Linked DNA regions of Homo sapiens: all the other regions are linked to region 1. Evidence: chromatin contacts called from ENCODE Hi-C data. All regions are on one chromosome and are shown on one strand. Each heading gives the region's core, a stretch centred on a gene start or an enhancer-like site at or near the end of the contact. The rest is flanking DNA. Distances are from core to core; before and after follow the strand shown. Region 1 overlaps ZNF407 (zinc finger protein 407). Region 2 has its middle 64 kb from the start of SMIM21. Region 3 has its middle 48 kb from the start of PTGR3.

Region 1 (4,500 bases), core at 1,194-3,693:
TAATAAGGCAAGCCTTCTTAGATACTGTGGCATTAAGAATTCAGTATACAATGGGATTCATTGTTCTGTTCTGCCACTTGTTTCAGCAGCCTCCTGAGTTAGGGCGACTCACTCCACAGGGAATAATTTTCTTCTTTTGGATAATCTCTTCAGAGACTTTCAGTTTTCCTTTTGCTTCCTGTGCAGGCTCATAGGCTGTACCACAAGAAGCAGTGGATAGAACAAATGTGGTTTTGCCCCTGAATACAGACAATGAGAAAAAATAGATCTTGATCTCTGTAGCAGTATATTGTATTTGCTGAGAGAAGTGAAATTATATATACCAAAATGAACAGTACACAATCTTCCAGAGAATCAGAGGTTTCATTTATTTCTTTTGGGTGATTTTGAAGTTCTTAAAGAATAAAGGGATCCCATAAAAATAATCAAAATGAAAATGTCTAGAATTAATATTAGATATAATTGAGATTTGAAGCAGTTTGATCAATGCCACAAACCTGGTTTGATCAGAACAGACTTTAAATCAAAACTATTTTTGTCATTTAAAGTACCAGTCAACACGTTTCCATTATGTCATTTACCTCAAGTCTATATGTCTTTATATTTTACTCTATTGTAACTGCCAATCTAGTCGATGGAATAAAAATACAAATGTCCCAGGCTGAAAGATTACTTTGAAAGCCTAAAATTCCAGTTACTTTCCAAACTTTTCTTAGGCTAATAATGATTCCAAGGCCTTCTTCAAATTGTGATGAATTTCTGGAAGACAAATGTGTCCCCTGAACTGTCTGTGCAGTGCTTGCTCCTGGTCAGATCGCCCCTTCCTGCTTGTCACCTGCACACAGTTCAGCCAGCCACAGGTAGATGTCAGTGTGGTGGCTGGTTTGCGAAACTGTTTTGTCCTGGCAAGCATAAAGATTGCTTTGAAAGGTTCTCCTAGCTTGTGTCATGATGACACTTTATACCGGTGTACTCCCTTTCACGTGGAGTAGAAGTTCCTGGCAAGTTTAGGTGGGATTTTTTTGAGGGGTTCCCTAACAAAATAAAATGAATGTCCTCTTAATTGTATCATCTGTTCAGGTGTTCTATAATGAAGTGTGAATGTTGTACTATGTGTTAATCTATTCTTCCTTTTTTTCTGACAATTCTTTGCAGCAGAACTTGAGTTCTTCCTGAATGAAATATTTCCTAGTTTTCTCTGCCCATTTCATTAGTGAATTTTATCTCATCAGTTCTAATTTTTTATTTGGTTTTGTATTTTGTATAATGTTTTTTATCTAGTGTTACTTTCATATTCAGCTTGCTTTATTCATAATTTTCTTTCTTGCCCTCTAACACACAAGTACATAGGCTTTTTAAAATTTTTGTTTTCAGCCTAAGAGGCTCTGTGCTGATATAGCACAAGCATTTACACTAGGTCTTTAGTTAACATTGTTAAATTTTATCTTAAAAAACAAAACAACCTTGTTTAAGTAAAAGATCTTACAAACTTGAAAACAAATAGATTCCATAGCATTAAAAATTATAAATTGGTTCACATGTCTTTAAAAGAAAAAGAATCAGAGATCCTACTTTTTGTTGATCAGTTACAAATAAGTTGCTTTGTTTGTTGATGTAGCTTAAATAGGCATTGGGATCACAGATTAATTAGAAGAGTCATTTTGAACACAAAGTGACCATGCATTCCGTCTGCTATCTCTTTAAGTAGAATCCAGATAAACATGTTTATTAAACCTGCTGTTGTTGAATCGCAAATCCAGTCATTATAAAAGGACCAAAGCTATCTTTGGGGATGGTCTTTCTACAAGGAATTACTATGGACAGTCCCTTGGGTAGTAGTTAGATATATCTGTATATATTGTGGAAGAAAGAAAGGCCTTAGAGATGAAAAAAATAGAAAATTTTTTTTTGGGCAATAGTCTCTTGCATAATAAGTTATTCCTTAGACACTAGAGCTATTATCAAACAACAAAACACTTTACTATGTAACTATCTATATCTTCCAGCAATAGAAGCTCATACAGTGTAGCTTATTAGGAAAACTCTCTAATCTCCAGGAGGAGCTGACAGAAGTCACCTATGCATCCCTACAGTGTGGGGTTGGATGTAGACTCAGCTGTGGATCTGAGAGAAAATAACCCAATTTTTGCAAGTACTATTGGTGGAAAATAGCAACGACAGAATAACTTTGAAGTATATAAAAGTTTGTACTTTATGTACAAATCAGTTTTCACTAATTTGGTCAGAGTGCTAAGATACTAGTTATTTCATTTTATTTTCAGCTTCTTTGTTTCCACATATTCTGAAATATTGCCTGTCTGGAGCCTGTAGAAAAAATGTGAAAGACAGAAAGACAAACTTTGAACATTTGGAAAATGGTGATGCCGTCGTTTTTATGAAGCAGAGGAAGACAGAGCAGCTTATGTATCAGCGTGTCTGACTCATTCCACTCCCTCTAGGCATAAGATGCTGCCTTCTGTGTGGTAGCATTTATTGTGTATATTTTGGCTCATCCCTAAGAATTTCTTTAAGACAATATTATATCTTTTATAAATTTTACATCTTTGTCTTCTTAATTAGGGAATGTAGCACAAATTTTTTGTTGGATTTTTTTTCCTATTCATATTATTTTCGTACTTAACTACATTTATTAGAAGTTCTAGAAAAAGAACTACTTCTGAGGTTTTGTTTTGTTTTGGTAAAACAATGTTGCACTGTTGCCAGCTGCAGAACTGCAAGTGAGCAATAATTCAAATAAATTAGAATTCCTTATTCAATAACGCAGTGTGTAACCTGATACTTTTCTCTGTGGAGAATTTTAACCTAATATTAATCTTTCCTCTTTAAACTTTAATCTCTTATTTTTAATTATTATGGCCTGAATCTTTGTAAACAACCTAGTCCTCATTTTGTATCTTTAATATTAGCTAGGGCACCATTTGGAGATCTCTGTGTAGGTCTTGAGTGTATGTTGATTAACTTGACATGGTATTTTCTTTCAGTACATTTTGTTTCTTCATCTTAAATTACAACTTTTAACACATACATGAAATGTCATAAAACAAGACTTTTTTCCATTGAGAGAAAACATAAATTTCAAATTTTGTGCTTAAATATGGAAATTAATATTTTGGATTGAAGTGTCTGGGGGGAAAAGTGGTTGACATTTGAATTTCATAAATTTGTTCCAATCTAAAAACCTCAGATATCTTTGAGTTAAAAGTTTAAGACTCTGTTCCACTCTGCACTCCCAAATTATACTTTTCCTTTGATTTCAAGTTCTCTTTTTCACTCGGACAAGCCTGGATTGTAGGTCACATGAGATTCTGTGGTAAAAGACAGCAGGAAGTCTGTGTGGGTTTCTCTCCACTGTCCATGCTGGATGATCTGTTTCCCTCCAAAAGCAGTAGGGAGCCAGTGGAGGATGTTGAGCAGGAAAATGACATAATCACACTTAACTTTGCAAAATCACTGGTGCAGTACAAATAATGAGTCAGAGAGGGATCCAACAGGAGACAGGAGACCATTTAAAAGACAATTGCAAAGGTACACGCAGAAAATCACCTTAAACTAATGCTGTGATGGAAGGGCAGAGAGTGGCAGGTGATGGGAAGGTGAACGAATGGATCTGTGGGCCCAGTGAATGGACTGAGGGGAGGGTGACAGAGAGCTGCACGCCATCCTTCGGGTGTGCTGGTCAGGGCTGCTGGGTGAGTGACCGTGCCAGTCAGGGAGGTCCTCTCTCCTGGAGGAGGATGTCCTTTAGGAAAAGGATGGTCTGGGATGAGCTGCTTATGAGATGCCCATGTGATGTCCAAATGAAACCAGGTCAATAGGTGTATAGTTCCATACTAATCTATGTGGAACTTGATGTGATTGATGTTTTCCTTGGAAAATGTGAAAAAGTGAAACAAGAAGAGAGGCAAATAGCCTGTATGGGAGACAGAGAAGCAGGCTCACAGACAGGGGAGGGACCTCCAGGAAAGAGAGGTGTCATACACCAAGCAAAGAGTGGGCGGCGTGCCAGGTGTTGATGAAATAGGAGAGTGCAGCCCGCCAGCCACAGCCACTGGGTCTCAGATTCTCTTGGGAAGACCCGTTTTAGTACAGTAGTGAGAACAGAAAACAGGTAAGTGGAGAGAAGTGCAGAAATGATAAGCTTGCCTTTTGCCTGGTGTTCACAGAAACTTTGCCTTGAGGCGGCTCTGTGAAAACACTGGGCCAGAGGGAAAGACAGAGGGTGGCAGCTGAAGGCAGGTAGACGGATGCGTGCTGTCTTTGTGTTGGCATTCATTTGTTTGCGTAAAATCACTTTCTGAAATGTACTTTAATGTTTATGTGCCAAATGTTTAAATGTCCATTGAAACCGTGAGGCTGAAAACTGCATTATTCGTGATGGCTAGTACAGTGTATACGTGATTAGGGTTGGTGAAGCAGGGGCACTGCTAATAGTTAGATCCTCTGAGGACTTCTCAGAACACTCCCGAGTTGAGCCAGTGC
Region 2 (4,500 bases), core at 851-3,350, 470 kb after region 1:
TGTGCATGTATGTAAAGGTGTGTGTGTGAGGTGATGAGTGTCTGAGTGTGTCTGCATGTGAGTGTGTGTGTGTGTTGCAGGGAAGTGGGGGGTCAGAAAGCCTCACTCAGGTAGTGACCCCTCCACGAAGTCAGCAAACGCTCACTTCCCCTGCACCCTGCACACGGGTTGGTGGAACCCATGAATACAGAGGAAATGCACACTTGCACCAAAGAGGAAACCGCCCAAGCCCTCCCTCTGCTCTGTGTGTCTGCGTGTGCAGCTCCCATCCCAGAAAACAGAATCCATCAGCCAGGATGAAGTAAGTTCCAGCCACCAGGAACTCTATAGAGTGGTTCAAAATGGGTAAAACAAGAATATCTCGGAATCACAGAACACCAGCTCCTGTAAGGAGCCACACATTCCTAGAAAGGAGAAAAAACAGTCCTTCTGAAAAAACCCACTTCCAACACCCACATCCCACAGACACAACAAAATAGGAACAGGGGAAAATTCAAGATGGGGGAAAGCCCGGAAAAGCAACACCAGAGAGGGAAGACAAAGAGCAGCGTGACAGTCCACTTGCTGCTGCTCCGGAGTGAACCGTGAGGAATAGTCCTGGGAATTCACGAGCCGCTTTGCCACCTGTGAGAACACCGTGGCTTGGGCTGCTGGAGGAGCTGCTGGGTGCCGAGCAGCACGGCAGCTGGGAGCCTCCATGACCGATGCACCACGGGCCACGTGAGGCCCTGCAAACCCCAGCATGTAAATATACCCAGGTTTATTTACAGCCGTAAGTGCTCAGTATGACTGTCCACATAGAAACATATGCTATAAACACAATACCCAAGAGAGGTAGAATGCTTGGGGAAAAAGGAGAGAAGAAATTCCAACAGCTGGACCCCAGGTAACAAAAGTAAGGGATGGTTTACCCTCTATTTAAAAACCAATGGCATCTTTTTACTAAGAACTCTTTAAAAGAAAAGAAAAGCAAAGGAAAGAAATGCTTTGGGGTTTTGAAGTAAAAATTCATGACCAGGATGCCTTTACTTCCTGTCCCTTCAACCAAGACATCCTTTGCCGGAGTCCTTTATCTGGTGCTTTGTATACATATATTTAATCCTATACAAAAGTGATAGGATGTCAAGAAAGATCTATAATAACACCATTTTTTAATTTCACTTCAAAGACTTGGCAATTTCTGATCCATGTGACATTCACACTCCTTCAGGGTCAAACAACATCTTGCAGCCTTCATAAAATGATTAAATATTTTAAACAGCTCCTGCTTATACCTCCATCGCCCCTCGAGACTGATACTGTTATCGTTTTTGTCAAAGCCAGTTTCCATCCGCATTTGTCATTCCTGCTTGCATTTATGAGTTATCAATCGCCACGTCAAAATGCAAAATAACTGATGTTCTTTGGGCGGTATTGGATGGTCTATCTGGGGCTTTTAATCAATGCTGATTTCTATTTTCCATACCCATACATAAATCTTTACCATTCTGGGCCACATATAATGCGTTTGTACAAAACGCAGTGACAGAAGCAGTGGTTATATTATCAAACATTATACCTCGGGGCTAACTGAGTACCAAGGGCTTTCAAAAGGAACGCTGGGAATTACCGTGCGGGAGACATGACCGCAGTGGAGAATATAAGGAATTGGTTGTTGCCGTTTATAAATCAACATCCTGCTAGCTAATCCCTCTCACTTAAATACAGTCCAGATTCTTTCCCTGATCCTCTGTAACTTAGTCATTTTTTTTCTAAAAGGTAAAGTTTGCATAATCTACACAAATAATAATGAGCTGTGTGTTCTGATTTCTTCGACTTTTCCCCAGGGGCATAAATTCAAACGGCAGCATGGAACTTATTCAGGAATAGCTTTTTTTTTTTTTTTATTACCTATACTGGAATTTTCCATGTTATGTCTCACCCCCAGTTGATCTAAGAGAGAATTGGTTTTGCCCTTTCAAAGGGCATTTGCCTAGTTGAACAGCAGTCATTGCAGAAATCATTCAAACAAGACATTAGTGCCCAGCAGATTTCAGTACATGCGGGTGCCCAAGGCTGTGGGAACTCACACAGTACCTTTAAAATGAAGCAAGGGAGTATACGCAAGCTCAGAGTGGAACGCAGCACAGGTGTGGAACTGGCAGAGTCCAGAAATACACAGGTAATTCACCAGCTTCCTCAAAAGATTAAAACACGTGAGGAGCAGCCTCCAAAGTTTTTCCATTATGATTAGCTTGCTTCTTCATGGACCTTGCTGTAAACTAATTGGCCTCCTGCCCCTGCCCCCCTACCCCATTCCAGGCAGTGTAATGGCTGCCAGTTAGCTCCCCTGGCAGCAGACAGTGACAGGGCAAGGTTTTCAGTGGAAAGGGCTCTGGCTTAATTAGTTCTCTGGGATTCGCAGCAGAAATCAAGAACCCAGAAGACTGCTGCTATAACAAACTTGTATGTTCAGGAAACGTTGCAATTGTAAAGATGTCTCCCAGCATTTGAAATAGGAAGTCGAATACCAAAGTAAACAACAGTGTTGTTGAGGGATTAACAACGGTCAAACATGAGGATGAGAAAACTCACGTGGGCTCATACATCAGGGTGTCCTCTGAAAGGCAGTTTCAAAAGGCAACTTTGAGTAGCTGATTCAGAATAGTACCAGTATGATGAAAATGGCTTTCTGTACTGTGTTTCAAGAGGCAATATGTTCTGTATTGAATTCAAGTACTCACAGCTTAACAAAATCAGTGAGTAGCCAGCCTCATTTGGCAACTCGTGTGTTCAGTAAGCAGCATGTGATAACTTCAACATTTATTTATCTGAACACGGGGAGGCTCGCTGAGTGAACGGGAAGTCCCTGCCATCTCTGCAGTTTCAAAGGAGACTGATGTCATACGTCTTTGGAAAGGTCGTGTGACGTAATTAAGCAAGGCTGGGCTGCTGATGCCTGAGAGTGGCCTTGCAGGTGTGGCATTTGTCCTCCTTCTGTCCCTTGGGACCATCTGGACTGAGCCTACCCCCCCGGCATTTGGTAGGTCTTGGAATATTTGAAAATGACGGTCTAGCCCCCCTGAGTCCTCTCCTCTACATATCTCTCAGGTGTTGCTCAATCATTTTGGTCTTGCTTCTTCTCATCATTGTTTTTCCTTCTCTCTCCTCGGTACACTGTCGGCATTGTCCTCACCCTGGGAGCCACCAGCACTGACCACAGCCACCATGTGCAGTTGGATCAGGTCACAACAGCACGGCATTTTCACACTGACATTCTAAATGCTGCTTTTATTTTCGCATTGCAAGATTAAGTTATCATTTACTCCACAAGTACAGAGAGAGCGCCTACTGTGTGTTAGGTGCAGTGTGCAGTCTGGAGGCCACAGTCGTCTTGGCTGTCACCGTACCCCTAATAGCTGCACCTCTGTTCCATGCATTGTGGTATTTTTCATGTGGTCAGTACTTCTCAGTGGGAGGGCCCGTTTGCCCATTCTTCTTGGAAAACACAGCCAGCACAGAGTCAGGCCCAGGGAAAGTTCTTAACAAAGACTTCTGTGGGGACCTCATCGGGTTGTTTTAGGACTGCAATTGTTTTGCCACCATAGGTTTGGTTATTTTGGAGGTCTCAAGAGCAGTTCAGACAAGACACGATTCCTCAGTCATTCCCCGCAGGTTAGCCTGGGGCCATGGCCTTTGAGGGAGTGGAGGGAAGAGAAGGCCTAACATGGGTTCTGGGGCTGCCTCCTGGGCTTAGAAGCTGGGGGATTTGAAGCCCCCACCTCCGGGGGAGGGCCCCACTCCCTAGAAAAAGGCCCTGAGATGGCTGAATCCTGGGGGGAGAAATGTTGAATTTGCTTGAAAATTTACTACTTGTTTACTCTTTTAATTTCTTTACCAAGTTATTATTTATTTGAATATGGCTTCATTCCAAGCTCAATATTCAGTCTTCCAACTTAACACCAGAAAGAATTTGGAAACATACCTATTTCCACTATAGTAAATGTGCCTATTTCCCAGCCAGGGGCACTTTTGTCCCTTCCTCCCAAAGAGTCCTTGGCAATGTCTGGAGATGTTTTTTGGGGGGCAGGCTGGGGTGGGGCTCACCACTGACATCTGGTGGGTAGAGGGGACTCTGTTAAACATGCTACAATGCACAGGACAGTACTCCACAATACAGAATGATCTGGCCCCAAACGTCAACAGTGCTAAGTCAAGAAACTCTGATTAATACAGCAAATCCCCCCAAAGTGCATATTTGCATGGAAGAAAAGGAAGAAGGAAGCAAGAAAAATGAAGCTGTTGGTAATATGAATTTATATATTCTAGCCAGTGTAAGATAAGAGGAGACAATATGTTTTCCTTTTCTGCTGGATAAGAATTGATAAATGTTTATTAAAATGATATTTTTAAACCTGATTTTTTTATACTGAAGTACATACACTAGAAACACGGTTTCTATAAAGGCTCAAGGTATGAGTATAGATATAGTATGATATATTTAAATATCTAAATTGCATT
Region 3 (4,500 bases), core at 1,246-3,745, 260 kb after region 1:
CTGTGAGTTGAAGGCCCTGGGGCAGACCCTGGATGAGGCTGGGCCTGAGGCGGCAGAAGAAGGAGGGTGGTCCAGGAGGGGCCTGGGCTTTGCTCCCAGAGCACTAGGCAGTGTGGGGAGTGGTGTGGCTGGACCCGCCCTGTAGTCCGCCTCCCCTTTCTGGAGGACAAGCTGCCAGGACAGAGCCGGGGGTGCAGATCACGCTGGGCTTCATTTCACAGTCTCAGCGTGCTCCCGACGGCGTGGGGAGATCCTGGCAGCCCTGCCAGGGGATGGGAAAAGCTCTGAGAAGAACAGTCTTGATTGTGGACTTTTTTTTTTTCACAGTTTCAGCAATTTTAGGTGACACTTGCCTGGGGCTATTGGGTGTTGACTTCATTTGTGTATTCTTCCTTGTCTATTGTTGATTGCAGCTGATACCCTCAATGGATCTAGATTCCAGCCCCTCACCAGTAGGGAAAGGCGAATAGTCTCCAAATTCCTTGGAACTATTTCTCACAAAGATTAGGAAGCCTTGCCGGAGAGACTGCAGCGGCTTAGAAGAAGCAAGAATACATTTGATTGAGGAATACCAGCATTCGAGACAGAACAAAAGGACGAAAGTGGCGAACAGATGGGTGGGTGTCCTGTGAAGGCTCATGATCTATGTGAGCAGAGCAGGCTGCGCCCTCCCTTTTTTTTTGTTTTTGATGCATCAGGGTCTGATGTGATATGATATGACAGAACATGTCAAAAATTTAGGGGAAAATAAAACCCTGGTTTTTTTTGAAACATCAAACTATTGCTATCAATAGGAACAGCAACTGTTCAAAAATTTGTTTCAGAACTGCCAAGAAGTGAACGTTCGTGGAAAAAAAAAAGTATTTTTCCCTGCTGTTTGCAAGGTGGACACAAATGCAGACGGTAGGAGGTTGACAACTTGACACATGTCTGATAAATCCAAAGCATACAAAGTCAACAACTCGCTGCTCAAGAAAGCATTCTCGAAATAAAGAGTGCTGCGCAGAGAAAGAAGAACCATTAAAAAATAGATTTTCCGAATTCAGTAAGTAGTTTAGCCCTCGGAGCGCCAGTCTTCAAAACAAGGAAGCTTTTTCTTTCTCCCTTTAAAAGAGAGAGAGAGAGACGGAGAGGAGGCGATGCTGGGCTTGGAGCGGAGGGGGCCTGCTGCATTTGAAATGAACCAGGTGAAGCAGTGCCGCATCCAGCCAGCAGATGTGCGAGGCTCGGAGGGCTGGTGACAGGGGTCAGGGTTCGAGCCTTCCAGATCCCGGCTGTTCGGCAGCTCAAGGCAGGAGTGGGTTGAATTTGATGAGTTGGTCCAGTTACAGGGAATTCACAGATCACAGTCAATGCCAGGAAGATTTGGCCACCAACAGCCTGTCTGCGGCTGGCCAGGGGGACGGCATTTGGGAAGCTCTGTCTGCTGCCTGAACACTTGAACACGGACAGAGAAAAAGGCACAGACACTCAGGGTGAGGGCTGCAGGCACCCGACTGAGTGCTGGAGAAAGGAAAAGAAAGAATGAATCATGTTCTTAATATCAAAATAATTAAGAATTTTGTTTTAACCATTTTTTCCCCAGACTGCTAATGCTCTTTTCTTTTTCCCATCATGATGAGTATGATGAGGAAGAAGATTGTAAATAAATGTGAAATGAATGGCAATTCTCATGCAAGTCTCACGTAAACAAAAGTATCAGCATTAAAGTTATGAATCCTAATTTGTGCCATGGAGCTAAAATCTGTATGCTTCTGAATTAGGGAAATATAGACATACAGCACTGAGAAGCGTCTCTGTGCGGTTCAGAAAACTGACACAGTCTCTCCAATTTATGGGAAAATTGACATAATTTTGCAAAAATGCAAAACCATTTGCGAACTGGGTTTTGCATAATGGGATTAATTTGGTTGACTGTCATATCCACTATGCTGCAAAATGCAAGGTAATCACAACATCATTCTGGGTTTTTTTTTTTTTTAAGGGAAGAAAGAGAAAGGAAGAAAGAAAGGAAAAGCATTTCCCCCTATTCTGACTATCTTTTCATTAAGGGAAAATACCCAGTCTTCTAGGTGGCACTGAGGTACCTCTAGAAAACAATGCTAGACAAAATTCTGCAATGGTTGCCTTCGTGAACTGAACTGAATTGGCCTAGCTCCAGTGAGAAAAATTAACAGCTTTCATAGAGCATGAACAATTGCTGCCAGAAAAAGTCCGTACTTTCTGCTTTGGGGTGTGTGTGCGTGTGTGTGCATTTGTGCAGAATTATACTGCACAACAGAGCTAGGGCTGTATTATATACAATTTGTTACCACACTCAATGATTTAACCTCATTATTATGAACCCTCTTTCTATCAATAAATAAGAGCTGATTATTCTGAGAAGAAGGCACAATATGTGAATTTGTGAAACAGCGAGGCTATGCCGTGGCGACAGTGACCCCAGCGTCTCAGTGGCTTCACACAGCACTGTTCTTTCTTCTTCGTGCTACGTGTCCAGCATCAGCAGGAAGGCTCTGTCAACTGCTGTCCCTCAGGGTCCATCCGGGCACAGGCTTCCTGGGATGCCCAGACAGGAAAGGGGACACGCAGTGAGCACACCAGGTCCGAAGGCTCCACTTGGAAGAAGCACTTTCACTTTCACCCACATCTCCCTGGCCAAAGCAAGTCGCATGGCCACACCTACCTTCAGAGGGCGCAGGGAGGACTAGAAGACAAGTGAGCCCATGTAGTTGCTGCCACAGTCAGCATGCTGGGAATTTTTCTATCTCTTTCCGTTACTCTAAAGATTGATGATGAAATAGACCCTTCTTTTTGTCTTCTCCAGATAGAGGGACAGGTGTGATTGGAGAGAGTTCTTCCTTCACTATGAGGCATTCAAGGCAGGGTGGCATTTTTCAACTCAACCCAACAACAACGGAGAGCCTGCCCCAGGCCTGCTAAAGAGGCTAATGTGGCAAGGAAGACATAGAAGACCATGTCTTCCTCATCTCAAGGGAATGATGGAAGAATGTTGGTAGGAGTAATGGGTGGATGAAAATACCTTCTATGCAAAGCCGAGCGTGGCCAGTGCTGCTATTCAGAAACACGAGAGTCCAGGCAGGCTTCCCATGAGAGGCGTTGACACTGAGCCTTGAAAGATTCCTGCTGGTGGGAAGGTGGGGAGGGGAACAGCAAGACCAAGGCATGTGGGAATAGTCAGTCGTCCAGTTTTCAAAGAGCTTCTGAGTTTCCTTGCAGAGAGCTGGCACTCTATGATGGGTGTCCTGGCAGTTAGAGGTGGGGAATGTACACTTGGTTTAGCAGCTCTGGACAAGAATGGCTCCACCTGTCTCCTTAGCATCATTCTAGATCCATAAGGTCATGCCTGGGCTGCTTACGCCAGTGACTCATTCTAAATCCGACAGTGCATTCTAGAGGCAGGAAGATCTGGGCTCAAGTCCCAGTTCTGCAATGTACTGACCATGTCACCTTGGGTGTGTTGCTTGGCCCCTGCAGGCCTGCCTTCTCATCTGAGTGGGTCTAATCATACCGACTTCATAGGGCTGTTTAGACTGAGGGTTAAAGATCATGTCTGTGAAGAATCTTGCATATAACAACAAAAAATAAAAACAATAATAAAAATTAAAAACAAAAACCTCACAACCAGACAAAGGAAGGAATTACTTTAGCATTAAGAAGAATATTCATTATAATACTTTCTCAATAAAAAGCTCTTGTTAATAGAATTGCATTGTTATTAGCTTTGTCTTAAGGACAATGACTGCTCATTAATTACATGAACACCCACTGGGGGCCTGCTCAGCTGACAGGGATTCCCCCAGCGCCCTTGTCTGTCCTTTGCTTGTGCCCTTCTGCTGTGGTCATTATCCAAGGGTGGCTTGGTCAACAGGGCTCTTTCTCCTAGGAGTGTGACACTTGGCCAGAGTCGCAGTGGAGCAGCATCACTTTGCTGACGTGTCCTATGGGATGTTCACGAGCAAGTATGCAGAGGCACCCTGAGCTGCTCTGTGGCCAGGGTGCAGGTGTTTGGCTGGTCCCTGAATTCTACAAACCAATGTAGTGCCCTCTCAAATCCCACTTTATGGTTCAGACAGCAGCAGGTCTCCTGTGCTGACCTCCAAGTTACACTTGGTCAACAAAACAGGCCTCTAAAATAAAGAAGACTCTTCTTGTTCTTAAACGGAATTCTCAAGTAAGAAAGTAAGAATGATTGATGATCAACTTGTGTTTTTTTCTTTCATGTAAACAATTGTCATGAGGTCAGTGAATCCCACGGAGCAGGTTGCAATAGAGGTGATGGTGATAAGGGAGCCGGAAGAGAATGGGCTTTGAAGGGTCCACAGGATGTGAGGTACAGACTGCACCCAGATTTGCACAGGACGTCTGGTGTGGGATGCAACGACCCCGAAGGTTTGTTTCTTGCTGCTGCAACTGGGTAGACTGACTCGGGCACTGCTCTTAGGTGAAATCCTCCCCCAGGGGTAGGGCTGAGCTCAG

What was found. A loop is a pair of places that touch in the nucleus more often than their neighbours do. Pooled maps may share reads with other maps.
Region 2: a loop to region 1 is called in a map of naive thymus-derived CD4-positive, alpha-beta T cell, with 24 times the contacts of the local background. The contact joins two enhancer-like sites. A Hi-C loop is called at or near these places in 6 of 168 maps with a recorded cell type or tissue (B cell, CD4-positive, alpha-beta T cell, CD4-positive, alpha-beta memory T cell and 2 more), 2 of 37 single-sample maps with no recorded cell type and 10 of 50 pooled maps.
Region 3: a loop to region 1 is called in a map of heart left ventricle, with 3 times the contacts of the local background. The contact joins two enhancer-like sites. A Hi-C loop is called at or near these places in 3 of 168 maps with a recorded cell type or tissue (CD4-positive, alpha-beta memory T cell and heart left ventricle), 1 of 37 single-sample maps with no recorded cell type and 15 of 50 pooled maps.

Annotation. Positions count from the first base shown.
Region 1 is chr18:74,895,733-74,900,232 of GRCh38, forward strand. All of the region lies in intron 7 of ZNF407 (zinc finger protein 407), which reads left to right. Among named protein-coding and RNA genes, the nearest start is that of ZNF407, 300 kb to the left of the region's middle. Within about 2 kb of position 2,444, at least 2 of the 41 ENCODE cell types and tissues checked have a DNase peak (open chromatin) inside an H3K27ac peak, as active enhancers do.
Region 2 is chr18:75,361,936-75,366,435 of GRCh38, forward strand. No RefSeq gene overlaps it. Among named protein-coding and RNA genes, the nearest start is that of SMIM21, 64 kb to the right of the region's middle. Within about 2 kb of position 2,101, at least 2 of the 41 ENCODE cell types and tissues checked have a DNase peak (open chromatin) inside an H3K27ac peak, as active enhancers do.
Region 3 is chr18:75,159,261-75,163,760 of GRCh38, forward strand. No RefSeq gene overlaps it. Among named protein-coding and RNA genes, the nearest start is that of PTGR3, 48 kb to the right of the region's middle. Within about 2 kb of position 2,496, at least 7 of the 41 ENCODE cell types and tissues checked have a DNase peak (open chromatin) inside an H3K27ac peak, as active enhancers do.